2 separate regions of the Homo sapiens genome follow, and region 2 is linked to region 1. Evidence: read pairs that join two places in POLR2A ChIA-PET (ENCODE). Cell type or tissue: MCF 10A. All regions are shown on one strand. Each heading gives the region's core, and the rest is flanking DNA. Links, peaks and the distances in the headings are about the cores only.

Region 1 (17,614 bases), core at 3,842-11,841:
AACACTGGGGCTTGGGTTAGGGCCTTTGTCAGGGCCTGGAAAGCTGCTTTTGCTTCAGGTATCCATCTTACTAAATGGGTATTGGCTTTCTGAGTTTCCTTAATTAGTGTATATAATGGCCTGGCTATTTTGCCGTACCTGGGAATCCATATTTGGCAGAAGCCTGTTATGCCAAGGAACCCTCGTAATTGCTTTTAGGGTTTTGGAATGAGGATAAGCCAGTATAGTCTGGATACATTCCTCACTGAGGGCCCTGGTGCCTTTGGATAATTTTAGCCATAAGTATTTAACCTGCTGTAAGCAGAGCTGAGCCTTTGGTTTGGAAACCTTATAGCCACAAGTGGCAAGGAAGTTTAAAAGCGCTTGGGTGGCTTGATGGCACAAGATTTCTGAACGGGCAGCTAGAAGTAAATTATCCACGTACTGAAGGACAAGAGTGTCCAGGTATGAGAATTGGCTCAAGTCTTGGGCTAATGCCTGGCCAAATAGATGGGGGCTATCCTTGAACCCTTGGGGTAAAACAGTCCAGGTGAGTTGAGACATTGGATTTGAAGGATCTTCAAAGGCAAACAAGAACTGAGAGTCAGGATGCACAGCGATGCAGAAAAAGGCAGCCTTAAAGTCCAGGACTGTAAACCACTCTATTTCCTCTGGTATTTGGGAAAGCAGAGTATAAGGGTTAGGTACAGCTGGGTATGGAGTGACAACGGCCTCACTGATAATCCTGAGATCTTGCACTAACCTCCACTGTCTGATGGGTTTCTGTACTCCTAAATTTGGAGTATTGCAGGGGCTATTGCATGCTTTTACTAGGCCTTGGGCTTTTAGGTCCTTAAAAATCTTTTGGAGTCATTGTTGGGGCTCGGGTCTAAGGGGGTACTGCTTTTGTTAGGGAAAGGAGGCGGAATCCTTTAGTTTAACTTGAACAGGATGGGCATTCTTTGCTCGTCCATATTGTCCTTCTGTTGCCCAGACTTCAGGATTAATTCCTTCCTCAAGCAGGGGACAGCAAATGTGTGTTCCTTCTCCTATGTTCAGGGGTATAATGGCCCCTGCTTTTGCTAGAATGTCTCTCCCTAACAAGGGAGTGGGGCTTTCAGGCATAATTAGAAAAGCATGTGAAAAGAGTAAAGTTCCCCAGTCACAACTTAGTGGCTGGGAGAAGTATCTAGTGACTGCCTGTCCTAGGACCCCTCAGATAGTGACAGATCTGGAGGACAGTTGTCTGGGATAGGAGAGTAAGACTGAGAAGGCTGTGCCAGCGTCCAGGAGACAGTTAACCTCCTGGCCCTCAATGGTCAAGCATATCTGGGACACTGTGAGGGTGATGGGCTGGCGTTTGCCCCGGGGAACCCTCAGTCCTGCTGCTGGATCATCTGGTTAGTGGCTTCTGACTCAGAAGACCTTTGTCCCCTGGGGCAGTGGGCCTTCCAGTGATTCCCTTGACATAAAGGGCATGGAAGAGGGGGCGGCTTATTTCTATCTGGACAACCTTTTTTTTTTTCTTTTTTTTTTTTTTTTTTTGAGACGGAGTCTCGCTCTGTCGCCCAGGCTGGAGTGCAGTGGCGGGATCTCGGCTCACTGTAAGCTCCGCCTCCCGGGTTCACGCCATTCTCCTGCCTCAGCCTCCCAAGTAGCTGGGACTACAGGCGCCCGCCACTACGCCCGGCTAATTTTTTGTATTTTTAGTACAGACGGGGTTTCACCGTTTTAGCCGAGATGGTCTCGATCTCCTGACCTCGTGATCCGCCCGCCTCGGCCTCCCAAAGTGCTGGGATTACAGGCGTGAGCCACCACGCCCGGCCTGGACAACCTTTTTTAAAGTGTCCTTGTAGACCGCACTGGAAGCAAGCCCTATTAGGCATTTGATTTGTCTGGGCACTAGGGATTTAAAGGTGTCTAAAAAGGGCGAACTTTAGCAACATTGAAAGTGAGCTTAATAGTTCTGTTTTAAAAGTGCTTACTCATTTTCTCATGTAAGCTTTCACTTTCTTAAGTTTTCTTTAACTGTCAGGAAATAAATGAGACAGCATTCTGAGAAGGATCTAGAGGTGCCACCACGAACATTCTGAAGGAGGCTGATAGAGCGGACAACCCACCAAGTCTGGGAGTTGACTTGACAGCCCTGCCCACGAGAAGCTGGCTAAGACAGCACAGTAGAAATGTGGCCTGAAGATTGGGGCACAAACACAGCACAAATCTATCATAACCGAGTCTTAAATTTGCTTTACATGTGAAAACCATATACTCACACACCAACAAGAACTCACCCCAGCTGGCCTAAGCTAAGGAATCTACAGTCCTTGGAAAAAGAACAAGTCAGAAGAAAGAACTTCAGGATCCTTCCAGCTGTTTCCCATGATTTATCATTCTTACAGTGTAGCCGCTTCAAAATACTTTTTTAACTTCATGCTATGAATTCCAAACACATTTAAGGTTAACCTCTGTCTTTGGTGTGATATAAGACCACTTATGCCACTCTGCTTTTTCTTGGTTGGCTTTTACATTTCCTTTCATGCATGCCCTGTTTTCCAGTAAAGTAACCCTATCCCAGGGCCTTTGACTAGCTCTACTTTTGAATCAACTAATATTTGCTGTTTCCACGTGGCAGGTGTGACCTTAGGCCAGGTGCTATGAGTTAAACAAAGATGAATGAGACTTGGACCCTGCCCTTAAATATTCAAACCAGCTAAGGGTTGGTGGTTAAACTCTGGACTCAGACAGACCTGGGGTGGAATTCCGGCTTCTCTACCTACCAGCTTGGGCAAGTTATTTACATTCTTCTAAATTCCCCCCTTTTTTTCCCCCACAACTGGGCATGATATTATCTACCTCATAGGCTTGCCATGAGGATTAATTAAATAATAAAGTGCAGTGCCACATAGTAAGCAAATAATTTAGCCTTCTCATTATTCCTATTATCATTATTTCCATGGGGAAGAGGATGTTTGGACTTTTCCTTCTGAACCCTCCCTCCCTTTTTTCATTCAACCTCTTAACTGCACAGAACTCTTCTGTTTTCTTTTAAGAGAAGAGGGAAAGCCATTCTGATGAAGATCTGAGATGTGAATATAACCTTGACTGCAGATGGACGGAGACAATAGGAAATTATGTCATACCTCTATTTAATCCACGTTGGTCCTGGTTTCATCTTCTCATTTCTGACCTTTGAGAAACATTTGTTGTAGAAAAGGACAAATAACATGATTACGTCGCTGATGATTAGTCTCTAGGCATTCACTCAATAAATATTTATTCTGTAGTTTCTGGGTGCCAGGCCCTGATTCAGTGCTAGAAACAGAGTGGTGGACATGGCAGCCACAGCCTCTAACCTCATGGAACACATAGCCCAGCAGATGGCAAGCACGTGCCCAAGGGAAAGAGGAAAGTCCTGGAGGTGAATGTGGGGGAGCTTTGCCTAATCCATCAGGCACACCATGACCTTCTATCATAGTGGAAGTCCCATGTGCATGGTGAGTCACCTGTGCATGGTGGCAACTCTTTATTTGCCCAAACTGGAAACTCAGGGTGAAATAAACAGCTGAAAGATTGCAGATCTATACAAGGGATTAAATAGTAGAATATTGAAGTCCATTGATATCATCGATTTTAAATTGAAAAAGAATTACAAAAGAATGTGGGTTAAGAGATGGTTTAAACCTCTCCAAGCTATTTTACCGCTAGAAATGTTAACACAAAAAAATATAATAATCTGATAATGGAGGATAATCGCTGATATTTCCTGTGCCTTCCTCCAATCCTCAGGATGACACTGGAAAGTAAACTATGAATTTGGATTCAAAATAATGTGGTATGGTTGGAGAGCATCAACTTCATCAACTGGATACAATGGCTGGAGATGCTCTGAATTTTCAGTTAGCAGGGCTCAGCTGGTCTCCATGAAAATGGTAGTTCCATTGGTCACAGTGTCTACAGTGATTTCATGTAAAAATTGCATCCCATTGCCTAGCCATCTGGCAAGGATCTGATTGCTGTCCCTTGAGATTCAGGAAGTTATGATGGTAAACTCACAGCTGAACATGGCTGGAGTAGAGATGGGGGACTGAGGCCTGGTATTACACCCATCTTCCAAATGGAATGAGTCCGGTGCTGGGTCAGGTCCCAGTTGACACTCAGAGAGCATGGCAGGCTGGTCAGCGATGCGACAGCTCACGAGAGTGAAACCGCACCACACAGAAGTAACAGGGACTCTTTGAGCTCATTTCCCTTCCTTCCATTGTGCAAGGAACTTGGCAGGCACCGCTGTGTGGGCCACAGTGGACACTCAGCAAAACAGCACGCGTTTGGCTTCTAAAACTCACTCTGCCAGCTCCTGACTTATGAGGGTGGTGGCAAAAGACCTGCTCTCTCTCAGCTTCTGTATCCATATCCCTAAAATGAGGGGGTTGTGTTGTACGATGCTGAGGAATGTTAGGATCAGATAAGATGATGAGAAACTCTGTTCCTCCTCTGTGTTCCCAGACACCTTAACCAGAAACCAGGCAGTCATGGGAGATGCCTCACTCCTTGTTTCTCCCCTCCTATTATTTCTACCTCCTAAACCCATCCCTTCCTCTTCTTCCCAATTGTCCCCCCTTATGTCAGGCTGTCCTGTTGTCTCACCTGGATAAACAGATTCCCAGTGTCTCACTTCACCCTCCTTTCCTGCGTCTGCCCCATTCACTCGCACTGTCTCCTCACGCCACCATGAAATAGTGAGAATGCATTCTGTCTTTTCTCTCTGCATCACCAGTGTCAAGCACAGTCATATGGAATAAGCTCCCCTCAAAATGTTTGATGGATGAATAACTAGGTAGAGGGATGAATTAATTAAACCTTCTGTGCAAGTACCATTTTTATAAGATAGTGTCTGAATGTGAGCTGCTATTCTCTGCAGTTCAATAAGCATAAATATTTGTTATAGATTTGGCACTGTGCTAGGTACTGGAGATGTGAAGATGAGTTAGATACAGTTCCTGACATTCGATTACCACCCAGTGAGCAAGACGGGCTGTATTAGTTAGGGTTCTCTAGAGAAACAGAGCCAACAGGATAGACAGATTGATAGGTAGATAGGGATTTATTTTAAGGAATTTTCTTGTGCAATTTTGGGGGAAGGCAAGTCAAAATTTGCGGAGATCAGCAGGCTAGAGACTCAGAGAAGAACTGATGTTGCAGTTCTAGTCTGAAGACAGACCGGAGGCAGAGGTCCCCCCTCCTTAGGGGACCTCAGATTTTTTTCTTTTTTTCTTTTTAAGGCCTTCAACTGATTAGCTGAAACCCACCATCATTATGGAGACTAATCTGCTTTGCTTAGTCTGCTGATTGAACTATTAGTCATATCTAAAAAATACCTTCACAGCCATTTCTAGACTGCTATTGGCCTAACATCTGAGCACCATAGCCTAGCCAAGTTGACACACAAAAACTGTCACACAGATGATGATAACACAATGCCTGCTATTGCATTTCTGCAAAGTAAACTAGATCTTTCTTTTATGAGAAGTTCTCTATACACTTTGGCATTCCAAAGCTAACATTTGTGAACTGCTTTCTCTGTAAATGCCATGCACTCTACAGGGTGCATTCATAAGCATGGCTTCCATCCCTACAACAATCTGTGATGTGGGTATTGTTCTTGCCTTTTACAAGTGAAAGAGGTCCAAGTAACATGCATGAGGTTCCACTGCTGATAGTGTAGTGGAGCTGAGATTTGAGTCCAAGCCTCTGCACTACTCCAAGTTCAATAATCTTTGCTGTACATCATGATACTTTAAACAAACATATTTAGCTTGAAGCTTAGCTTTTCCTAAAAGAAGCACTTCTTTAGCCAGGAATACTGTAGTATCACTAGATTTTGTAACAGGAATCATTTTCCCCCCCACCAAGCCCCACCACACACATACACACAAGGATGTGAATCAGTGCTCCCAGCTCATTTCCTATTGGCTATGAAGCTGGGAGAGGACCATGATTGGCCACAATCTTATTGGGTCATATTGATTCAATAAGATGAAAAGGGAGCTTCCCAAATATCACTATTATGACTGAGTTTTTGTCACACACACTAAAAAATCTTCTCCTTAACTCCAAGCCAGACACAGACCACATAGCCGCTAGTCTTTCTCAATAGACAAGACAGAATTGTTGGCACTAGGTTTACCTGTTAACTATCTGCTCAATATATAAAGAATATTCTTCTTTAAACTTGCCAAAATTAAATAGGAAATGAACTGCAAATGAAAAATACATTGTCTCGGGAGCTCTAACTTTTAACAGGAAAGCAAAGACACATGATATGAATACATGAATACAGTAATTATTTATTAATAGCCTACTAGGCGCCAAACAATGCTGCCCTTCCAAGGAAACAAAATGAGTAGAAATAATCTCATACCTCAAGGATGCACGGAATGGGGAAAAAGAGAAGAAGTGATATTTATTGAGTGGCTTTCATATGGCGGTTATTTTATCTCATTTAATCCTAACAATCCCATGAGATAGATAGCATCATCCCTTTATACAGATGGGGAAATTTAGTCTTTGCGAAATGGAGTGACTTGCCTGAGATCACACAACTGGTAAATACTGATAACTTAAACCAGATCTCTCTCTAAATCCAGAGCTCATGAACCTTCCACTGATCACACTGCAGAGAAGATAAAACAAATATATAAACCACTATAGCTAGCATGGACATATAACACCAAGAAGGGGTCAAGTAAAGTTTGAGGAATCTGGAGATGCTATTGGAAATGGTCTTTAGAAAGAACAGATGGTATTTTTCAGGCAGAGATGAGAAAGAGCATTTCAAAGGAGAGGAAAGAGCTGGAGCGAGACTTGGAGGGAGAAGTAGAAGGGGTTTGGAGGATAAGAGTTGGAAAAGCTTTATTGGCATTTTAAAAGCAGGATGATCCTCCTAGAAGGGGTAACTAATATAGATTAGAGTAGAGCAGATTGGAAGATAAGGAGACTGGGTGGGAGATCCTTGCAAGTGTCTTAGAGAGCACCTGCAGGAATGGAAGGAAAGACAGATTTGAGAGAGATCACAGAAGAGGATTGTAGGTGATCCTGAACTGAATGATGGACCAATGAGTTCAGACTGATGCAGAAGAATGAAACCAAATGCATTGGCGGAGTAGGTGACCAGATAAAAGTCATGCAGTAGAGGTCTCAGTTAAGATGAAATGCAAAGCAGAAAGAGGGAAGGAGGGAGCCAGAAAAGGAAGGGATTTCCGAATGTGCCGTCCTGAAAGTGGAGTCGATCTGAGTTGTGACCAAGCATAAGGTGTGGCCTCCTGGGGAGTGGCTGAGACAGAGCTCATCCAAATGGAAGACACCAGAAGATTACGAATCTGGAAGTCACCAGGAAATCTGGCGGTGAATTATATGGAAAGGATGTCAGGGCCGCAGAGACTGAAACCATGAAAGAATGTGAGAAAAAAGTCTTCAGAATTAGAAGTAACTGGGCAGAGAAGGGCAGAAAGTCAAAAGTTTACATCAAATCAGAAAAAATAAGTTGTCTACAAAATGGATGATGCATTATCCTGCAATCATAGTGAGGATTTCCATTGGAAAAATTAATAATAATAGTTAGAGTCTCACTTCTCCCTTCTTAGGGGAAAATGACATATTAGGCATATTCATATAGGGTATTGCATTTTTCATATTTGCTAGCAAGGAATGTCAAGAGAGGCAACTGGTGCTATCAGATAACATTGAAATGCCTCACCCTCACATTTCCTCACCTGTCCTGTGACCCACCTAGCCTGCATAAACCCAGTGAAGAGAGAAGGATCAAAGTTGAGCAAATTCTCTTCCATTTTTGTTGAGTCAATCACTTAACTATCACAGGAACAGGCAGGCATGTTTAAGGACACCCTGCCCATCTGTATCTCTTGTGCTGTCAAGATGAACGGGCAAAGTGTTAGTTCATGTAATGTGCAAGAAGACATGCAGCCCGGGTGAATAACTTCTGATCAGCATGTAGTATAAGAGAAAAGTCTGTCCAGCATGGCACTGAGCTGCATTCCAGCCCCATGACATGGCATCAGATTTGGCAACTGGGTCAGCAATTGTGCTCCAGTTGTTGCTTCTATTATCTACAGGGTTTTGCAAGCCTGGAACTTCCACCCACCGAAAGCAGACTGCTGGAGCTTATCTGGCGTTTGTTAGTGCAGAGCTCATTGTGTTGTCATGCATTGTCTAGTTTAGGCTTGATTCCACTGTCACATAATCCAAGGGAAAATGAAGAGCTCTGTGGACTGATCTCCATTTAATTTCAATTTTTCTATTGTTAGTGCTCTGCCTGCTAGGGAATTCCAGAAAGTGTTGCTTCATAATTACAAGGTAGGTCATAGCAAAGAAATGAATGGTGTAGCTGTCAGTCATAAGGGAAGTCTGGGGAAAACAGCCCTGGTTGCTGGCAACTGACTAGATGCGTTTGCTTTGTGCTGACATTAAAATCTCATTTGGAAGCAACGTGGGAGGTCAGTGAGTCTAACTGCTCCTGCTCTCTCAGAGCAGCAGCACTGGAATATGGTCTTTTTTTTTTTTTCTTGCTCTGTCACCCAGGCTAGAGTGCAGTGGCAAAATCTCAGCTTACTGCAACCTTCACCTCCCAGGTTCCAGTAATTATCATGCCTCAGCCTCCTGAGTAGCTGGGACCACAGGTGTGTGCCACCATACCCAGCTAATTTTTGCATTTTTAGTAAAGATGGGGGTTTTGCCATTTTGGCCAGGCTAGTCTCGAACTCCTGGCCTGAAGTCATCCACCCAGCTCAGCCTCCCAAAGTGCTGGGATTACAGGCGTGAGCCACCATGCCTGGCCCTGGAATATGGTCTTTTGGGCTGAGAGACCTGGCTACCTCATAATACATACAGTTGTATTACCAAGATGGCCTTGCATTTTCTCCCCATTGGGTTTAGTTTTCATAACTATATTAAGAGCTAATATTTAGTGAGTGCCCACTATGTGCCGTGCACTGTGCTAGTTCTTTAAATACATTATCTCAAATAGTCCTCACAATAAACCAGTAAGGTAGGCACTTTTATTTCCATTTTTCCAGATGGGATAGAGTCAAGCCCCATGGAGTCAGGATTTGAACACACATCTGCAGGTCTGGAGGATGATAGAACCTATCTTGTCTTTACTCACATTCCATGCTGGTCCCCAGGGCCCCAGTGCTGTACATTCCACAATGCAATCAAGATTCATTTGGAATTCTCTGAAGTGCTCCAGCAGGCCTTGTGCAACTCGAAGGTTCTGTCAACTCCTGTCTGGGGCTGACATAAATCTACAGCTTCTTTCACAATAATACTAGTAATAACAACAGTGACAGGTTTTTCAGTAATTTGCATATGTATTCTTTTATTTTATCCTTACAAAAGTCTTATAAAATGGGTAGAACAAATAGTTTACAGTTCAGTTTGCAAATAAGAAACCAAGACTCAGGTAAGTAATTTAAATTCTCTAACTCACAGCTAGTAAACTGTGGAATCCAGGAATCAAACCCACATCTTCTAAGCTCAAAGCCAGCGGGTCTCAGAGTGTGGCAACTGAACCAGTAGCATCCAGGAATTTGTTTTAAATAAACATTCTCAGGGCCCAGTGCAGACCTAATAAATCTGAAATTCTGGGGGTGAGTCCAGCCATCCGTGTTGGAACAAGCCCTCCAGGTGACAGTGGTGCACGCTCAAGCTTGGTCTAGGCCAGTGCTTCTTCCATTGCCTGGTGCGGCGTTCACTCCACCACCTCTAGTTCTGACCCTCTGCAATGAATGAAAAGAGAAAAAAGTGAACTGGTCTAACAGAATCTTTTGTATCTGAAGTGCAATTTCATCAGTGACTTCTTAAGATTATGCCTGAGGTTTTTGGTGTTGAGAAAAAAAAGACATCTCAGCCCTAATAGAGGAGGTTAATAAAGCCCATTGAACTTCATTTATTTTCTCACAGGGAACGCAAGGGTGACAATTCTCCAAAATAGGGATTGCATTTTTTCCTACTTATAAAAAAATTTATCTCAACAACATCTCTTCTATGAAATACAACACCATCATAATCACAAATGGCTTTTTAAAGAGTTTTTTGTTTGGTTTTGTTTTGTTTTGAGACAGGATCTCGCTCTGACACACAGGTTGGAGTGCAATGGTGTGGTCAGGGCTCATTGCAACCTCAACCTCCTGGGCTTAAGCACTCCTCCTGCCTCAGCCTCTCAAGTAGCTGGGACTACAGGTGTGTGCAACCAAACCTGGCTAATTTTTTATTTTTTTGTAGAGACAGAGTCTCGCTATGTTTCCCAGGCTGGTCTTGAACTCTTGCAGTCAAGCACTCCTCCCGCTTTGGCCTCCCAAAATGCTGGGATTACGGGCATGGGCCACCGTACCTGGCTAGGAGTTTTATTTTTGATAGGATTTCGCCTGTAACATTAAATAAAGAAAATATTTTCCAATGAACTGTTTATTAAAAATTAGCAATATTTATCTAAATATTAATCTCAGATAAGCATTTAATGACTAATGGAAACTGGGGGTGGGGGACCCAAGCAAATAGCCATCAAAATCAGTAGAAATAACACTTATTTAAAATAAATATTCATTAGGGAGAAAGTGCTGCACAGAACATAGGAACGTTGTCTTTAAAGTCAAATGGCCCTGGGATCCAGCACGGCTCTGCCATTTACTTGCTACCTGTGGGACTCAGAGCAAGTCATCTATCTACCCTCATCTGGACTTTATGCATCTGAAAAATGGAATCATAACTGAACCCACTCAAAGAGTTGTCCTGAGAATTAAATGAGCTCACATATGAAAAATACTTAAAACACAGTGACCTCTGCATAGTAAGGACTCAAAGACTGTTAGCAATTATTTTTGTGTTTTAAGTGACAAATATGTGCCATGTGCATAGTAGATCAGATGCCAGGGACAGAACAATGAATAGCATGTGAAACTTGCCCTCTGATCCTTCAAGGCTCACTCTTTCACTCTATTTTACAAAGTCTGTTTCTGTTTTGGTTTATTTTTAATGTAGCACTTGGAACATATCCCGAATTTACATATAACCTGGCAGGGCTGCGCTGGCTACCAGTAAGATTTCTTTTATGAGTACTTAAGATACCATCAATGATAAGACACATTATTTCAGGTACTGTTCAAAAAGAAAAAAAAAACACTGCTAATCATAATTATAAGATGTCATTGATTGTGAAATACTCCCTAATTTCAATTCAAGAAGCAGTAGAAAAAAATTTTTGTTTTAGAATTCATGCAATGTAGTATTTTCATTTCCCATCACTGCCTAGAACCCACAAAGAAACACTCTGCCTGGGCCATGTGTATATCTGTGTTAAGGGATGGAATGGGAAGTGGCTCACAAAAAGGATATTTCATAATAGATCGGAACTGGCTTTGAAGAAACTTTCTGAGTCAGAAAACAAATAAAACATCAATGGCAGATATCCTGCATCAAGAGGACAGTATGCTTCTGGAGCTGCCGGTACACTCTATAAAAATGACTGCAGTCAGGTCCAGTAAAAGTCCACTTATTTGGCTTCTACTCTTTGCCATTCATTGTTAGGTGGAGGGCTACCAGCAAAATCACATCTATTCTCTCTAGATATTCACATACTGGTAGGAGAGGTAGACAAACAGAATGCAGAGGACGGTTTCAATGTAGAAATATGCAAAGTCTAGAAATAGTACAAGAAAAATGAGGCATTAGGGGAGGAGAGGGAGTAAGAAGTGTGGCTAAAGAAGGCTCCTTGAGAAGGCAACGCCTGAGCAGTTTTGAAAGATAACTAAGAGCTGAACAAGCATTTGGGGAAAGCAACAACACTAAAAAAAATTGTAGGTGTTATGTCTATTTCAGCTAATGTTGTTTTTCCACAACTGTAGATTGGATGCCCTACCTCGGCTAATCAGGAGAGAGCTTGTGAAACAGCTGTACAAATATCTTTCTGCCAGAACCAGTGAATCTGGAAGCTCATATGAAGTCACTCATTATTATGACACACACACACACACACATACACACACACACACAGACACAAAACAAAATGAAAAAGAACCTGGCACAGACTTGGTACTTTTTGTTTTCATAGCTTTAAACAAACAAACAAACAAACAAAAAACAGGGCATTAGGATTGAGACTTAATGAAAAGTTGAGATATCACATTTCTTTTCAATTCTTCATATTGGACTCCGCAAGAGAAATAAAGGGGCGGGGAACACATTGTAATAAGAAATAACATGCATCATGAAATTGTTAAACAAGGCTGGGCACGGTGGTTCACACCTGTAATCCCAGCACTTTGGGAGGCCAAGGCCGGCAGATCACCTGAGGTCAGGAGTTCGAGACCAGCCTGGCCAAGATGGTGAAACCCTGTCTCTACTAAAACTACAAAAATTAGCCAGGCTTGGTGTTACGTGCCTGTAGTCCCAGCTACTCTGGAGGCTGAGGCAAGAGAATTGCTTGAACCCAGGAAGCGGAAGTTGCAGTGAGCTGAGATCACACCACTGCACTCCAGCCTGGGCGACAGAGTGAGTGAGACCCAGTCAAAAAAAAAAAAAAAAAAAAAAAGAAAAGAAAAGAAAGAAAAAGAAGAAAAAGAAGGGAAGAAAGCAAGCAAGCAAGCAAATGAGCGAGCAAGAAAGGAAGAAAGAAAGAGAAATTGTTAAGACAATACAAATAAATCAAATCAGGGGGATGGAGGAGCATGTGTGATTCTTCTCAAAGGAGGGGTTTTGCAAGGAATGGTCTATATTAGCTTGTAAAGTATGTACAAAATCCATTTTTCTCTGGGCACTTGTCCAATTCTGTCTCTTTTCCACTTTCAGTCAATGCTGATGGTGTGGTAAAGCTTTTTTTATTCAGAAAGAACTCTAGTCAACCTTGACACTTTTTTTTTTTTTTTTGAGATGGAGTCTTGCTCTGTCACCGAGGCTGGAGTGCAGTGGCACGATCTCGGCTCACTGGAAACTCTGCCTCCCAGGATCACGCCATTCTCCTGCCTCAGCCTCCCGAGTAGCTGGGACTACAGGCGCCCATCACCTCGCCCGGCTAATTTTTTGTATTTTTAGTAGAGACGGGGTTTCACCGTGTTAGCCAGGATGGTCTCGATCTCCTGACCTCATGATCCGCCCGCCTTGGCCTCCCAAAGTGCTTGGATTACAGGCATGAGCCACTGTGCCCGGCCGACACTTCTAAACTTAGCAATCCATTTCCTTGACCCTATCAGTTTGTTGTCACTTCCAACCTAGGGCCCCTCAAATGGCAGAAGTAAGTTGAACACAAATTTAGTGATGTTCCTTCCTTGTTTCATTTTATAGCTGCCATTCATCAAATTGCCTTCTTCCTACATCTGCTACCTACTATACAACCTCATTGACACTCTAAACAACACACCAGATAAAACCAGTTTGTTCACAGATCATATGCCAAGGCAACCATATACCAGGCAATTCAATTTTGGACTTTCTGGAATTTCAGGGAGAATTTATCCACAAAGAGCATATGCAGAACCCAGGTTCCCTCTGAAAAAAATTCTGAATTAGTTGCAAAATTCCCATGACACATCATAATTAGGGAGAGATGGACAAGAAGATAAGAGTATGGCTCCAATCAAGGAGACTTCATCGCATATAAATATTTGCATGGCAATCATGAGATCATGCATGCAAACAGCTAGCCCAGGGCCTGCTATATAAAACCATCAAAAGCTTAGTTTACCCCGTGTGGGGCTATCTCAAAGGCATCCCACCCTAATCTGAGGTAACAAGTATTCTGGAAGAATCCAAAGCTGTGGAAGAGGAGAAACACAGAGGAAAGAGAAAGTTGTTTGATTTGTGTTGGTTTGTTTTTTATCCGAACCTGTTTCAGCATTCTTACAGGGAAAAGCCAAGCCTTACCATCTTCCTCATTATTAAACAAGCTTAGAAAGCCTGCAAAATCTTATTTTTTAGCAGACGTTGGTAGCATATACTGTGTATCAATGGAACTGAATGCTCAAGTTAGAGCATAAATAATTTTTGTACATAATTTATATGTTTCTGTAAAGCAAAAGGAATTATGTTTGCATCAGAAGCTTTTCTCACGTTATTGCCAAACTCCCTCTTTTTTCTGTCTGATGTAAGGTCACGCTGTTGCACAATTGGGAACACTGGGGTAATAACGGGAGACAGAAAGGACAGGGAACTGTGCATTTCAGTTTGTTCAAATACATTGGTAACTCATCTCTGTCTCCTCCACACTTCCTCCTGGCTCTATGGGTCATGGTAGAGGAACAATTACGTGGAAGAAATCAAATATGAATGACTGCTTTCCCCCTCCAGCTCTCTTCCCTACTTCCTCCTTGTGATGGGTTTATCACTTTTCCCTCCAGGGTTGTAAATAAAGGCTTCTGGGGTTCTCACGGCTGGAGAGAGAAGTAGTCCCCTCCTATCAGCCCTTACAAACTGTTTTTCAGCAAATCGTGATGAGAACATCATTGTGATATACAGTATCTAATTAATTTCTAACTAATATTAATATTTTGGCCCGGCGCAGTGGCTTGCACCTGTAATCTCAGCACTTTGAAAGGCCGAGGCACCACTTCACCTATTCTATTTGTTTTCTATAACAAAAATTAAGCCCAGAGCACTTAAATGCTTCATTCAAAAACCACCCACAAGATAGTGGTGGAGGTACATATTGAGGTAAGAATCTTTCTACCACATCATGATACTCCTGAGTCAACCCCACGGATATGCTATATTGAGTCATGAAAATGTGACAATATATTTGGGAAAATAGTCTGAGGATCTTATCCAATATAAATACAATTTGCCAACATTTTCACTTATATTCTAAAGCAACATGCTCACAACTAACAATTATGTCTTCATTTTATGCTTTTGTAATAAGGTAGTCTGTCTAGTCTACCTTACTACTAACTCTGGTGTTACCCTTTGTTGTCTAAAAAAGTACCTAGGTTTGACTCATGGCAATGTCTCTTCTCTGGATCTGTTCCTCTGGCTATGCCTCAGTTAATACAATGTCTTCCTAATGCAGTTTCAATGGCCAACAAAAGAGATGCTTGAGCACTAAGAAGAATCCTTTCCAGTCCAATGAGAAACAAAAGTTCCCGTGAATTCCCTTTGATAGTTACACGTTCAATATTCACTCATTCATTCACTTACGAATTTCTTCTGAAGTCCCAGGCGCTGGATTAAGTGCTGCAGAGGCCAATGCCTAATAAGATACTGTCCCTGGACTCATGGAGTCCATAATCTCATGAGGACAAAATGTGTAAACCCTGCACTGTGGATATGGCCAGAGAAAGCAGTAAATAATCGAGGTGCTTTGGGGCGTGGAGAGGAAGGAGCCATGCCTGGGGAGGATGGGAAACAGCCTTATCTAAATATGCCAAATCCAAGCAGTCAAGACACCTAGGTTCTAAAATCTTTATAAGAACAATCTCATTTCCTTTGATGCAGAAGACACAGCCCAGCTGTGATCTAGTATCTGGGCATTCTGATCAAGGAGCAAAAGGTCAGGAGTCATTGCCTGATCACCAAACAGAACAGAAGGGTGGATCTCAGGACCTGGAGAGTGGGGATAGATGGTCAGAATTAGAGAGAATGGACCACAGAAAATCTATTTGAAAAGCAAGCCAGCCATCTGTAAGCCTCTTGAGAGAGAGTCAAACCACACAGTTTTGAAAACAAATTCTCAGCTGCTTGAGCAGGCAGGTGGATCAGCCTGGGCTAACTCTGGGAGATCTAATCAGTTGCAGGTGCATTTTGGGTGTTTTAAGAGCATGTTAGTCATAGGGGTAAACTGTCACTTTGCACAGTTGAGGTTGAGGCATAGAACTAGTACTTTCTCTTTACTGGAGTTGCTGCCGCCCCTGAGCCAGTGTGAGCTCCCAGCCACGCATGGGCCTGGGAGATGTCCAAATCGAATCGCTGTTTTGCCTAAATCTCAGAGCTCTCCAACAACACTAGTTACCTCTCAGGGCTAGGACAAGGATGAGGCAAGAGAGGCAGCGAGACTAAGATATAACTCAGTTTCCCACTCTGCACCGCCTTGAGCAAGACCAAGTTCTTCTTTAGATCCTGACTCTTTCTCCAGAATGGCTTTCCAATTCTAGGAGGAGGAAGGGCTTCAACGATTCTATGGCAGGCAGCACTTACTATTAAAGAGAAATGTGGAACAGGGAGGAGCCTGGTCGATTTCCCAAGGACCTCTGACCAAAAATTCCTGTTGAATTTTTACAAAGAGATGTTGGTCAGAGGATACAAAATTTCAGTTAGATAGGAGAAATGTTCAAGAGACCTATTGTGCAACTGATGACTATAGTCAATAACAATAGGTTGTGTTATTGAAAATTAGGAGAGTAGATTCTAAGTGTTCTCTCCACACACACACGTGAGGTAATGCATGTGTTAATTAGCTCGATTTAGTCATTCCACAATGTATGCATATTTCAAAACATGTTGCACATGATAAATATATATAATTTTTGTCACTTAAAAAACTAGTTTAGAAAAATTTCTATTGGCAGAGTCTCAAAAGCAATGGTACTCATAGTGCCCAATCTCAGATTACTAATGGGGTTTTTTTTGTGATTTATTTTTTTAAAGAAAATAATCTCCTGTCTCCTTCCATGTGTCTCCTTCACTTCTCCCAGTCAAAAATGCATTTCTCAGTATCTCCCTTCTCTGCTCATTGAAAACAGATTCAAAATATAAGCCCCTGAGAAAAAATTTCTTATGTAAGGCATATTTTTAATTCTGTTGTGGCTTAACCTTTGGTTATAACACCAGAGCCCTGCTAAGAACTATCAGATCTAATGTTTAAACACTATTTTAAGACTAATACATATTTATTACAATGTCCCCTGGGTTTCTCTTCTGAATGAGAGTTTAAGCCAACAATCATTTTTACAAACAGAGCAATAACCACAAAATACTCAACAAATTAAATACATGGCTTAACTATCTAATCTGGAGAGAACACATAAACATTACTATTTAGATAATATATCTTATTTTTTTATTATCCAATTTGCCTCAACTTCATTGTTTTCCTTTTTAAAAAATAAGGCTAGTATTATCATAAACTGGTATCCATGGTTTCCTTTTCATTAAGTTCTCTTTTTCTCATTGTCTTCACTCATCTTAAAAAAAAATCCGATTTGGGAAAGAGGAAGAAAATAAGGGGAAAAATGATTTACAAGGCAGGAGCGAGACATTTCCTCTACATGACACCATGGCTCCAAAAGCATTGGGCAGATTTTCTACAAAGGATAAGGAAAGAACTAAACATGTTCTATTTCAAAATATTACAGACTGATTATTGGATGCAAGATGGATTGCACCTCAGAAAGAGCACATCCTTTCGTCAACGCATACTGGCCATAGAGTCTCATAAAACATTTTCAAATAGCTGAGGGCAAGCCCGGAGATGAGAAGTCCCTTCATGCTGGGTTTCCAGGCAGAGGTCACTTTGCCAGTGAGCTTGTATGCTGCTCAGCTGACGCAGGAGTTAAGTAAAAGCCTCCAGCAGCACAGAAATGTGGGTCTTTCCCTCAGTGATTCATCACTATCAGCAATCAGACAAACTGTCTCATAA
Region 2 (14,048 bases), core at 5,039-13,038, 85 kb after region 1:
AAGATCCAGTCTCTCTTCTCTCAAGTTAGGTCACTGCTGTGAGAGACCAGCTTTATATTTGAAGTGAAAAAGCATTTGCAAAATTTTCTAATCTAGGAGCTTTTCTACTCAGAAACAGGTTTGGTTTTCAAAGTTTATTCATCAATCCTTTTGTTTATAAGTAAAAGGAGACCAAAAGTGTTTAATATTGTATTACTTCTTGATGTATTCCTACCAAACAGAAGAAGGAATGATTTCTTTCATGCTTTGAAAGTTGGCATACATTTTCTCTTTACTTGGATATGTTGCAGTTGCCTCAGGCATCTCCTTTCTGAAATCAAGCAATTTCAATTACAATAAAGACCTGTTGAGGAAAACCACCTCTTATTGATGGTTTTTCCAATGTTCTATGAAGTCCCTGAGCAAGTATATTTTGATGTTATGTAAATCCCAACAGGCATTACATTTATGAAACCCTAGTCACATTTTTCCATGCTTAACTTTGGACTTTTAAACCTGCACTCTAGACTTCTCCTAAATTAACTGTAGGCTACCTGCCTTGGCTGGGAGACCCGGTGGACCCTATTTGATTTTTGCTACCACAAGCCAAACGCAAAGCCTTGACACTGATCCCTCCAATACTTTCCACCACTACGTGGCTGCCAAGGTCAAAAGCTGCCTTCAAGGTCTCCAAGACAGGGATCATAGGAAGCTTGTAACCTTGGAAAAATCCCCAGTGAATTGTTGCTGACGTCACTGAATAATGTGAGGATAGGCTGATCTGACCTCTCGGCTTCTCAAAAGCCCAGTTCCTGGCGGGCGTTCTTTGGCCTTCAGGAATCTCCTGCTTTCCTTTCCTTTGGCAGAAGGCCAGTCTAGCAAGGGTCTGGATGGTTATCATGATATGGCCCTCCAGGAAGTCGCTGTGAAATCTTTCACTTCTTGCCTGATTTGCTATATCTTAGTGGGGGAAATGGCCTGGACCTCAGGCATGTACTCAAGAGTATGGCTGACACTCACATTTGCTACGATTGACCCAACTCTCTCTATATATATATATTTGATATATAGAGATACACACACACACACACACACACACACACACACACACACATACACACACATGCATATATAAGACATATGATATATTTTTCCCCATTTCATCAGATTTTTATTCCTTCTATTACTGATTGTTGAGCAGTATATGTATGTGTTGCTTTTCACTGGTTGCATAATTCATTCTTTGTGCTTTAGAATATTTCCCACTGTCCAACAATGTATCTAGTTTGCCCTGCAACATTTGCCATTTTCTCATAATTTTCATTGTGTTATCTGTACCTACATTTTTGTCACAATGACACACTTCTTCTAAAAGAATGATCCTAAAGCATCTTTGTAACTAAACCTCATCTTAGAGAAAAAACTCAATGGCATAAACTGACTGCGCAAAACTATTGATACCATCATTTGGTGCAAGCACAGTTGAAGTGCCTTTCTGGAATAATTTTAGTCTATTTAGGTTTAAAAATTATTTAGTGGAAATAACTTATCTGGTGTTAATTTGGAGGCAGTTAACTCATCATTCATCATTTATCTTCTCCTCAACTCTTAGAAGATACTGCAGTGTAAGTGCAAGAGGAATGGACTAGGAATCAAGGTACCTGTGCAAAAACAACAAAAAAGATCCTGAACCATTCCTCTCCTCTAGCTGTACTTTTGCACAAATATCTGCACTAGTATCATTCAATAGAATTTTCCACAATGATGTAAATTCTCTATACCCCTACTGCCCAATACTGTGTGCCCAACATAATAAAGTGTCACTGGCCCCATGTGATTATTGAGCACTTAAAATGTGACTAGAGTGACTGAAGAACTAAATTTTTCACTTAATTTAATTTTAATTAATTTAAATTTAAATAGCCATACAAAGTGAGTGGCTACTGGATTGGACAAGGCAGGTCATATGGTTTGGATCTGTGTCCCTGCCCAAATCTCACGTCAAATTGTAATCCCCAGTGTTGGAGGTGGGGCCTCGTAGGAGGTGATTGGATCACAGGGTTGGATTCTTCATAAATGGTTTAGCAACATCCCCTCAGTGTTATTCTTGTGGTCATGTGTTATCATGAGATCTGGTTGTTTAAAAGTGTATAACAACTGCCCCTCTCTCTCTTCCTTCTGCTCTGGCCATGTGAGATGTCTCACTCCCCCTTTGCCTTCCACCATGATTGGAAGCTTCCTGAGGACTACCCAGAAGCAGAGGCTGCTATGTTTCCTGTACAACCTGCAGATCTGTGAGCCAACTAAATCTCTTTTCCTTATAAGTTACCCAGTCTCAGATATTTCTTTATAGCAATGCGAGAACAGACTATTGTAACTAACAGGCCTATGATTAATTTCTTGCAATTAAGTGACGAAGACTTTCAAACCACAAACTTTACAAATATCTTCCCCCATATTAGGTCTATTGTGAGTGAAACAACTGAAGTTTAGCACCTGGTTCACATCACCAGAATGAAATTATTAGTCCTGTTTACTAACAGAGTGCTGGTAGAAAGTCAGTTAGTATTTCCCAATGGGCTGGTGAAGCATTGCTGTATCTAAGCAAGAAAAGGTATAGACTTCATGTCACATGTGCATGGTTTTTGTTAGAACTGCTTGCGATGGGTTATCCAAGTGGAAAGGATAACCGTGTCCAAAGACATTGAATCCCAGCTCTAACTTTCTCAGGCTTTCTAAGTCTCCATTCAAATCTCCCTGAATATTCACCAGTTCTAGAAAACAAAGGAAGTAAAAAATAAAAGCAAGGGGCAGGGCGAGAAGCAAAACAGTGAGAGTCCAAGAAGTCAGCAGAAAAACATACTTTTGTAAATTGGACCGGTTAGCAACAAAATCATCTGATTCAATGTAGGTAAGGTTGGCACTGCATCAAGGTATGGGAGTTCCCTCCTTGCCCTGGTTTGACCCTTCCTTCCAGGATGGACCTCTGGGACTCGCTCTTTCCATCCAGTTGCTCCTCCAGAGCCTCTTGGGTTCAGCTTTGGTCCCTGCAGGTGAAAAGCCCTTTTTCTTTTGTTTCTAGACTGTTCACTTCTTGCTTCAAACTGTGGTGCACTGCTCTTACAAGGTTCTACTTCGCTTTCTTCTCAGGCTATTGCACTGTTTGGGGCTCCTAAAAGTCCACCTGTATCCCTGTCCCATTAATCTTTATACAGGGTAGTTTACCTGAAGCATGTTTAACAACATGTAGTAACATGCAAGGATATTGAAACATGGTTTTATTTCTCCCATGTTTGGAATGAAATAGCTGCTGAATAAATATTTTGTGAGTGACTCATAACCTGGGAACATGGAAGTTGTAGAATGAATGATCAAGCCCCTCCCAATCAAAGAATTGATGTCACCATCACCCACTTCACAAATGTGTCACAGCTACCAAAATGCTTTAAACATTTGTAACAGGAATAACATTTTTGAGGCATTAAGTAAATATTTATTTGTTTCTGGTGATTCCTTTTCCCTAATTGTCTTATATGTCATTACCTATTGAACTAATGGGCAGAATCCAGTGAGAATGAGAGCCATTACTGTTCTTCGTGTAAAAATGGGTCTTAGAAAATTACAGGTAGACTAAAGCCTGCAAGCATACACCACTGTTCTGCAGAGGCCATGCTTTACTCAGAAAAAAAAAAAAAAAAGATTTAAAAAGACACTTGTGTGGTCTGAGGAGCTGAATGCTGGGGGCCGATCAAGGGGTAGGTATGGACAGCACTGGCCACAGAAGGGTTCCCCCACGACAGCCCCACGGCAGCCTTCCTGGGCTGTGGAAAGGAGCCGAATGAGAGGGAGGAAGATGGGGAAGGGCCATCATAGGGCAGTCAGAGAGGTCTGGGGGTAATCTGTGAGCACAGTGTAAGCCAGGAAAACAGCCAGTCTTTCACAGACTTCCAGTCATCTAGAACTGGAGAACCAGCCTGGGGCAACTCCCACGGTCTCACGTGCTGCAATATAGAAATAAGACAGCAACAGGAGGATGGGGTGGGGGCAGGAGGGAGGATGTAGGTGCAAGTAGGACCGTCCGAGTAGATGGGGACAGGGTGCAGAGTCCAGGCCTACACGTACAGTGTAAGCAGGCCCCTGACATCAGCCAGGAACTCCAGCTCAGCACCTGAGGTGCATGGGGCTAATCACTCCTCTGCGTACAGCAGAGCTCAGAGAGCAGGCTCCTCAGGAGAAGCCATGAGTCTGCAGAGGGCAACACAAGGTCAGAGCCCCTCCTCTCTCTGCCAGCCCACAATTCTCTCACCTAGGAATAGAAGGAGGAAGAGAGGAACTCTTGGGAGGGGAGAAACTGCCCTGGAAGAGGGTTTCAACTTTCAATGGACTGAATATTTACCCCCAAAGAACTATTTTAGCCCAGAAAGACTGGAAATTGTCAAGAAAATTGTCAAGAATGGAAATTGTCAAGACACTGCTGTCAATGAAAACAGGGGCTCCGGGCAAGATGAGCTCAGTGAAGGAAAATAAAGATGCACTTCTTTATTTTTTATTTATGCACATGTGATTCATATGTGTGAATTTTGACCCCACTACAAATACATCAATTAGTTTCCTATCAATATGTTAAGAGAAAAAAATGCTTCCCACTCCCCAAATTAAAAGCAATGATTACCAGATTGTGTCTTAAATCTAGAAAACGTCCCCATTCAATATATGTGCTCTTTATTATGGGCTCCCCATTCAATACTAGGCTCTTACTGTATACCATGCAATGTGCAAGCTCCGTAAGTTCAGATTAAACATGTAATGTTCATATAGGACACTGAGAGCAAACAATCTTCACAGCCAGAGAAAACAAAAAGATCCTTAGAAAGATTATACCTGCAGCCTGGCCAACATGGTGAAACCCTGTCTCTACTAAAGATGCAAAAAAATTAGCTGGGCTTGGTGGCGCGTGCCTGTAATCCCAGCTACTCAGGAGGCTGAGGCAGGAGAATCTCTTGAACCCAGGAGGCAGAGGTTGCAGTGAGCTGAGATCGCGCCATTGTGCTCCAGCCTGGGAGACAGGTGAGACTCCAAAAAAAAAAAAGAAAGAAAGAAGGAAAGAGAGAAAGAGGGAGAGAGAGAGAGAAAGGGAGGGAGGAAGGAAGGAAGGAAGGAGAGAAAGAAGAAAGAAAGACAGAAAGAAAGAAAAGAAAGAAAGAAAGAAAAGAAAGAAAGAAAGAAAAGAAAGAAAGAAAAGAAAAGAAAGAAAGAAAGAAAGAAAGGAAGAAAGAAAGAGAAAAGAAAGGAAAATACCTTTATTAGTTAGAATATTTTAAAAACAAATGTCCTCATCCTGCTTCTAGCAAGACCCCAGAGCAAGCTGATGCAAGTGCTCATTGGTCACCTGCATGTTGCAATTTGATATTTACAGTTAGCACCCCTACCTCGAACTCTTCCTCATAACCTATATATGGCTGTTTAAATTACCATTTTAGTCCTTAAAGTCAAGCAGTATCTGTATACGCAAAATTATATTCCTAAAATCATCGTACGTACGTTACCATTAACAATAGCTTAAGGTTATTACGTGAGTTATAGTTTACACTGAGATTCACAGAATTATTTAACCTGGATGGCAGGTTGGACGTATTTTGCACCCATTTTGCAGATGAGGAAATAGAGGCACCTTTGTTCAACAGTCTTTCTCAACAAAGATTAACCCAGATCTTTAGACTTGTGGACCTGCACCACCAGCCCATTCAAATATCTGCTTGCCTGCTGCCATTCCTAGGATAACTGATTTGGACTTTGCTACTTATCTATAGATTCTTTCTGCTTTAAAAGTGTAGCATAGCTCTAGATCCACTGTTTGCCCAAAAACTTCCCTTATCTACCTTGCCCACACTAAACTCCCCTTTCTCTGAATGCCCACAACACATCCTCTTGACATTGCTATTTTGTAATCCATCATGTTCTTCCTTGAAACAACTCTTAAACTCTTACTTACCTTTCCAAATGCTTACATCTTGTTGCCCCCAACTAGATAGAGCTCCTCAAGGATCTTTTCCTGTCCATTTGCCCCATACTCCCTTGCAGACTTGGCACACAAGTTCTCATATATTTCTGGTTTTATTGATTAACTAAAACACTTCAATTTCTCTCCCTAAACCTCTGGGAAAAGGGAAGAACTCCCCAAAGCGGACAACCACACTGACAAAGCCAATGTTCTGCTTCACAATTCGGCATGTGACCGTCCCTGCCAAGACCCCAGAAATTAATTTATTATTTAACCAAAGCCAGTGATTATTGCATAATTTCATCCTTCCAATCAAGAATGCTGCTCTTTATTTAATGACTGAGACCTACTTACTTAGCTTCCAAATATGGTAGTAATTACTTGATATACAGATTAATGCATTCCCAGGCTAGTGCCTTGCACAGAACTATCAAATATAATTGGGGTTTCTAACCTTGTGACACAGCCCTACAAATTGCCTTCTTTATTTCCTTTTCTTAAAAAGTACGTTCAGTCTACTCTGGACTTTCCCATCTGTCGTCAGGTGACTTCCTGCTCTGTTAGCTGACCGTGAGTCACGTCGTTGCTGCACAGCACGTTCAGTGAGGCTGCCTCTGCGTGTGAGGCGACCAGGAGAGGAAAGGACAGACTTGAGCTATCAGACCTCTCTCCTGGTGGGATATTGTTTGTTTCCCCTACCCTGTTCATTTAAAACCTCTCAGTTATAAGCTTTGCTCCTCAGTTTATGCCTCTGTGATGATGCTTCAAGAGACAGGGAAACCAGTTTCCTACATTCCAAAATAAAAATGACATTTTAAAAAGTCTATCCTTTTAGGCAATGAATCATTTATCCGGGCAACCCCTTTCGTCAAGGGTCTTCTTCCTTTCAGCCACATTTCGGGGATGTCTTCTGTAAGGCAAACGGTTGTGACCAAGTGCGTACTCTGGAATCCAAATGATGCAAGTAGAGTTGAAAAGGAATTTCAAAATTACAGGAAAGGAGCTATGAGGGTAGAGAGGATGGGTTTAAAATACAAATAAGGAAACTTTGTGGATTGGGGAAGTCATTGGAGCAAAATAATGGGGAAGTTGGAGGCTCAAGAATAAACAACGTCTAGAAAGTTAGAGGAGTCTGGAGGGCACTTTTGCCTTCTGCAAATATCTTGTATATTATTTTGCTACGTGGGGGCTTAAATTCATTCTCATTAAAAGAAGATAAAGGAACAGTAACACTAGCCTGTCTCATCTGATGTTTTTAGGTTTGTTTGTTTTTATTATTATTATTTCTTTTTAGAGACAGGGTCTTGCTCTGTTGCCCAGGCTGGCATGCAGTGGCATGATCATAGCTCACTGCAGCCTTGAAATTCTGGACTCAAGCAATCCTCCCACCTCAGCCTCCCAAAGTGCTGGGATAATAGGCATGAGCCGCCATGCCTAGCCTGTTTTTAGTTATTATTTATTTTTTCTTTTTTGGGACAGGGTTTCACTATTTGGCCCAAGCAGGCTTAACACACTTCCACTTAATATGCTAATAAAGTAATCAGTATTTGGATAAAAAGTTGGCTAAACATAGAAATAATAATCTAAACTCAATGTAATAATTTACAGATCATTTGGGGATTCTAAACAGGACACAGACATCTATTAGCTGAATAATAACTAGCATGTGTATAGCCAACTTCTTTATGCCAATCTTTCTGGATTGGTGATATTATGGATTTGTGTTGGAGAAATAAATGTATCCATTAACATTTTAGATCAGCACTTTTAAGCCCCAAATAAAAAAGGATATGCATTGATTAGGGTTGTATCTTTACAACATTCAATGAAGTTATTCTTGGCATCCTGTTTTGGAGAAATTGGATCTGCACTTGTAGGTATGTTTACATGTCTTCTTTAAATAGAAGATTTCAGGTTTTTTTTTTCTTCTCATAAGGCCTAGTGATATATGGGTGCTCTTCAAATGTTCATTTTATAACAGTTTAAAAATCTCAGTAATGTAGAGTGGGAATCTAGTACTATTGAATTAAATTGGAAAGCTCTGCATTTTTATTAAGGAAAAGCTTCACCAATTATTTAGAATGAATTGCTCCAAGATTCTCCATTGGCTTTCATTTAGGAAGACCCTGTCATAGGGTTTGGACATCGTAGTTGTTTCTGGATTACTATGGAAATATGATGGTCATTCTCTAAGGCTGAACCTATTATTCCTAGAAAGGAGGTGAGTAATAACATCTTCAACTAAAATCAATGTGGAATCATAAGGAAAAATCTTGTGAATCTTTCAATTAAGAAGAAATCACCTTTTAAGGTAACATATTCTGTAGACAATTTTTCTGCCTTCTTCAATATGACCTTAGAGGGCTAGTTCCAGTGACTAAACCCCCAACCAGGCAAAGCTAAAATTCTGTCTTGACTCAAAAGCAGAATTCCACTACCTGAGTCACCTACAAAACTTCAACAGCACCCTGGATTTTCCTGAAAGCATCCCCAGCCAAGGATTGAGCAGGTTTAGGCATGTTCTCTTATGAAACCAGCTGATGACACAGTTACAGGGACTATGGCTCAAAAGTTATGGGCTGGGTTAGTGCCAACCCTGGTATAGTGCCCTCCATTAAGTACTGAGAATGCTCATCTCTAAATATCAAGACACTGTTTGAGATGAAATATCTATGTGGACTGCTCATGGCAAACACACCACTTTTAGATCTATCCTTTCACGATATGAAGTGTATTTCATCCACGTTGGCTTAATTCCATCCAATTCCCATGAAGTACATGTTCATTTTCAGCTGCATTTGCTCATTTGCTTTTAATACTTCTTCTCTCTGGCTCGCTTCTAGGTAGAGAATCATTTCTTTTTTTATATACTTTAAGATTTAGGGTACATGTGCACCACGTGCAGGTTAGTTGCATATGTATACATGTGCCATGTTGGTGTGCTGCACCCATTAACTCATCATTTAACATTAGGTATATGTCCAAATGCTATCCTTCCCCCCTCCCCCAACCCCACAACAGGCCCTGGTGTGTGATGTTCCCCTTCTTGTGTCCATGTGTTCTCATTGTTCAATTCCCACCTATGAGTGAGAACATGCAGTGTTTGGTTTTTTGTCCTTGCGATAGTTTGCTAAGAATGATGGTTTCCAGCTTCATCCAAGTCCCTACAAAGGACACGAACTCATCCTTTTTTATGGCTGCATAGTATTCCATGGTGTACATGTGCCACATTTTCTTAATCCAGTCTATCATTGTTGGACATTTGGGTTGGTTCCAAGTCTTTGCTATTGTGAATAGTGCCGCAATAAACATATGTGTGCATGTGTCTTTATAGCAGCATGATTTATAATCCTTTGGGTATATACCCAGTAATGGGATGGCTGGGTCAAATGGTATTTCTAGTTCTAGATCCCTGAGGAATCGCCACACTGACTTCCACAATGATTGAACTAGTTTACAGTCCCACCAACAGTGTAAAATTATTCCTATTTCTCCACATCCTCTCCAGCACCTGTTGTTTCCTGCCTTTTTAATGATCACCATTCTAACTGGTGTGAGATGGTATCTCATTGTGGTTTTGATTTGCATTTCTCTGATGGCCACTGATGATGAGCATTTTTTCATGTGCCTTTTGGCTGCATAAATGTCTTCTTTTGAGAAGTGTCTGTTCATATCCTTCACCCACTTTTTGATGGGGTTGTTTGTTTTTTTCTTGTAAATTTATTGGAGTTCATTGTAGATTCTGGATATTAGCCCTTTGTCAGATGAGTAGATTGCAAAAATTTTCTCCCATTCTGTAAGTTGCCTGTTCACTCTGATGGTAGTTTCTTTTGCTTGCAGAAGCTCTTTAGTTTAATTAGATCCCATTTGTCAATTTTGGCTTTTGTTGCCATTGCTTTTGGTGTTTTAGACATGAAGTCCTTGCCCATGCCTATGTCCTGAATGGTGATGCCTAGGTTTTCTTCTAGGGTTTTTATGGTTTTAGGTCTAACATTTAAGTCTTTAATCCATCTTGAATTAATTTTTGTATAAGGTGTAAGGAAGGGATCCAGTTTCAGCTTTCTACATATGGCTAGCCAGTTTTCTCAGCACCATTTATTAAATAGGGAATCATTTCCCCATTTCTTGTTTTTGTCAGGTTTGTCAAAGATCAGATGGTTGTAGATATGCGGCATTATTTCTGAGGGCTCTGTTCTGTTCCATTGATCTATATCTCTGTTTTGGTACCAGTACCATGCTGTTTTGGTTACTGGTAGAGAATCATTTCTAAAACCCAGTATAAAAATCAGCCTCAAGCAGCCATCACCTAGAGGAGGCTGGAAATCTCAAAACTAATTAGAGCGGGCCGGGGGCGGTGGCTCACGCCCATAATCCCAGCACTTTGGGAGGCCGAGGCGGGCAGATCACGAGGTCAGGAGATCGAGGCCATCCTGGCTAACACAGTGAAACCTGTCTCTACTAAAAATACAAAAAATTAGCCGGGCATGGGGGCGAGCGCCTGTAGTCCCAGCTACTCGGGAGGCTGAGGCAGGAGAATGGCGTGAACCCGGGAGGCGGAGCTTGCAGTGAGCCGAGATCGCGCCACTGCACTCCAGCCTGGGCGACAAAGCGAGACTCCGTCTCAAAAAAAAAAAAAAAGAAAGAAAATGATTCATTTTCCCCACCAATACTCCCTGCAGCCTGTTAAGGTCAAAGCCTCTGGTGGAGGCTGCACAGGTAGTGATATGGGAGTATTGATAACTGTTCTTTCTTCCCCAGTGACTGGTATGGGCCTTCACTGGAATATTTCTCTCTGTCAACTCTGTGCACGGGGTTGAGTCCTGGCCATGATAGTATGAATACTGTCATTCAAGTTTCCCCTGGCCTTACCAGACTGTACAGATAACAGGAACCACCCCAACTCAAATTTCCCTGGTTTTTTCCATAGCCTGGGGATGGTGGACCTTTAATACCCTGTAAGGTATCTTTCAAATATTTCTTGAGGTCCCTACAAGGTGTCTCCCAGGTACTGCTGCATAACATCCCTCCTCTAAGCTGGCCCATGGCTTCTCCTGGCCACTGGCTGGCCAGCAGTGTCTCCTGTTTGCCCCTTCCATGTACTTCCACAGCTGAGGCTCAGGAAAGCTGCAGATGTCCAAGTGACACGGCATTCTCTTTTAAGTAGGAGGAGCGCTTCCTTCCCCTACCCCCTCATGCCAACCACAATGAGGACACCCAGCACTGATGCCCAGCAATGTGGCTTCTGCTCCAGTATATTACAGAGTTCGAATTCAGAATTTCAGTTTCCCTTTGTAGGCTGCTGACTGCTCAGAGGAGGTAGGCTTTCATTCTTAAATATGTACTGATTGCCTGCTCTGTGTAGATGCCTACAACGTGCACAGGGATGAGTGAAACCGCCAAGGACTCTGACCATGAAATTTTCAGCCTAGTCATGGAGAAAGATGATGACCAAGAAATAAAAGCAAATAAATACACAACCACAAATTGAGATAAGTGCTATGAAGGAAACAGGCAGAGAGGTGTGAGAGAAAATAACAAAGGAGCTACTTTCGATCAGAGGGTCAGAAAAGGTCTCCAAGCTCATGACAGTTTATAATAATAACTATTAATAGGACATATTAGAAATCCAGACTTGGAAAAAGGGAGGGGAGGGGTTTTTAGAAGAAATTTATTGGGGAGGATGGGGGTGGTACAAAGAGGAGGAGGAGTTAATATTTTGAGACATTACTATGACCCAGTAACATTCTAAGAACTTTACACATGTTATATTCTTTAATCCTAACACAACCCTATGTAGGAACTACTGTTAACCCTGCTTAACAGAGGTATAAGATGAAGCACAGAAGGGTTAAGTAACTTGCCCTTGTCACACAGCTACTAAGTGGTGAAGGCAGAATTTGAATCCGAGCAGTTTCAGACCCTAAGGAAGAAAAGACTTTGGATTATTTTAGCAACTTAAAGACCAGTGTGACTGAAATGGAAAGGAAAACGGGGAGGGAAATGGGAGAGAAATGGAGTTGGCAAAGCAGGCAGGGCCTAGAGCATGCATGGAAAGGTGGTCATATTTCATCCTCAGAGAGTGTCATGGCTGATTAATTAATGCTGCTCCAAAGGAACAATACTGTTCTGAGGAGCCAGCTGTGGTCATGAAAATAATGATCACCTCTATTACTTTCTTAGGCTGAGGTATTAGAAAATGAGAGTGCTTCCTTTATGCTGAGAAGAAGAAAGGAGCCTAAGATCTTGGGGATGGAATTACCCTCTCTGGCAGATAGGCCAACTTCATGCATAACCCAGGAAACTGCACCACTTCCCAGGACCTACCGGTAGCAACCCATTCCCTGCATTATAGAATGACGGATGGCCAAATTAAACAGTATTCCACCAGGGGGTGAGCACTGGGTTAGTAATACAGGGATGGGGAAGGGCATGGAGAGGAACCAGTTATCAGAGTGGGCCTCTCTAGGGGACAATCTCCACTTTGGCAGGAGCCGCCTGGGGAAACGCCTGTGTTCCTGGCCACGGGCTGCAACTCACAGCCTCTCTACGTGGCTGCCTAACTGGGACAATAAATCCCTGGAGATGAAGAAGAAGCAGTGTCTGGTGTACCCACCAAGTAAACTCTGGTAAGTTATATCCACAGGAAAAGTGAAGAGGCAACAATCTCTTGATTCTTAAGGTCAGCATCTTGTTTGGTTGCTCTCTCCTGAATTCTCTTAGGAGATTCCTCCCACGCTTAGGAAATCTCAAATTTGTCCCACAAAGAATATTAACTCAGTCTAGCCTCCTAAACTGAGTCTAACCTCATCTCTAGTGACATAAACTAGGTAGAATTGGGAGGGGATTTTCCAAATTCTGTTTGCTTGCTTGTAATGGTAAACTTTTCCTTTCTTTTTTTTTTTTTTTTTTTTTTTTTGAGAAGGAGTTTTGCTCTTTTTGCCCAGGCTGGTGTGTAATTGTGCGATATTGGCTCACTGCAACCTCTGCCTCCCAGGTTCAAGTGATTCTCCTACCTCAGCCTCCCAAGTATCTGGGATTACAGGCACCCACCACCATGCTCAGCTAATATTTTTATTTTTAGTACAGATGGGATTTCACCATGTTGGTCAGCTGGTCTCGAACTCCAGACCTCAGGTGATCCACCTGCCTCAGCCTCCCAAAGTGCTGGGATTACAGGCGTGAGCCACTGCGCCTGGCCTGTAATGGTAAACTTTTAACCGATTAACCTGTTCTTGCTTGTCGAGTAATGTGGACATCCATTCTCCATGTTTCCCTCTCCAGCAGCCCCTCAATTTCTGTTTGGGGATACGTATGATACCTGAGAGTCTAATTCCATCTGAGTGGCAAGAAGGGAACACGTGGCCTGGGCTAAGCCATCAGCACGTTCTATCAACCCCGGCCACAGTGACTGTGACCTAAGCCCATTTGTTCAGTGTGAGTCTCAGGATCTCTGCTTTGGAATACAAGACGAAGTTCCTCTCTCCCTCTTGGTGTATTTGAATAAGAAGCAAGAGTCATCTAGGAATCACAGAAGGAGGCTGACTTAGGATAGAGCCAACATCAAAAAAAAAAAATAGAGTTATAAAGAGCTATGTCCTGCATGACATCATTAAGCAGAATGACTCCCCACCTCATCAAAACCCTGCTCTTTCCAGGGATGAGAGTTGATTAAATTGAGCTCAACAAATATTGACAGAGTGCCTTGTCATGTGCCAGACATGGTATTGGACACTCACAATACGTTAGCGCATAAAACAGGTAAGAATCCCTGTCCTCAGGGAGAAGGAGACAGAAAATAGACAATAAGCAGAATAAGTGAAATAATAGCATGTTAGAGGAGGGTAAGTATGGTGGGGAAAAGGAAAAGAAGAGCAGGTAAGGGAGATGGGACTGGGTGAGTAGAGCTGGAGATGAGGCTCTGTATTCTTTAAGGTGGGGGTCTCTCTGCTACTTGTTATCTATTACTTGCTAATAAACCTACAACACCTTAGGACATTCTAAATACCTGTAACGTAACCCCTTTCCCCTAACACACACCCAGAGGTAAACATTTCTATAGATTTTTTAA

The links. Peaks named below come from ENCODE experiments on the same cell type or tissue, not always from the same donor. Only the 100,000 strongest peaks of a DNase experiment are listed, where the experiment ranks them.
Region 2: POLR2A ChIA-PET joins it to region 1 with 30 read pairs; 14 of 35 experiments call an interaction of 5 or more read pairs at or near these places.

The regions. Positions count from the first base shown.
Region 1 is chr6:137,720,828-137,738,441 of GRCh38, forward strand. It overlaps LINC02539 (long intergenic non-protein coding RNA 2539), which reads right to left. Exons shown (of 2, transcript NR_121619.1): 2 at 9,343-9,770. Among named protein-coding and RNA genes, the nearest start is that of LINC02539, 9.4 kb to the right of the region's middle. In MCF 10A, for the core only: no CTCF peak of the experiment used is centred there; DNase peaks (open chromatin) are centred at 8,104, 9,254 and 11,394.
Region 2 is chr6:137,805,040-137,819,087 of GRCh38, forward strand. No RefSeq gene overlaps it. Among named protein-coding and RNA genes, the nearest start is that of TNFAIP3, 55 kb to the right of the region's middle. RefSeq lists enhancers at 6,403-6,662, 6,693-6,812, 10,756-10,805, 11,136-11,225. In MCF 10A, for the core only: no CTCF peak of the experiment used is centred there; DNase peaks (open chromatin) are centred at 6,542 and 8,502.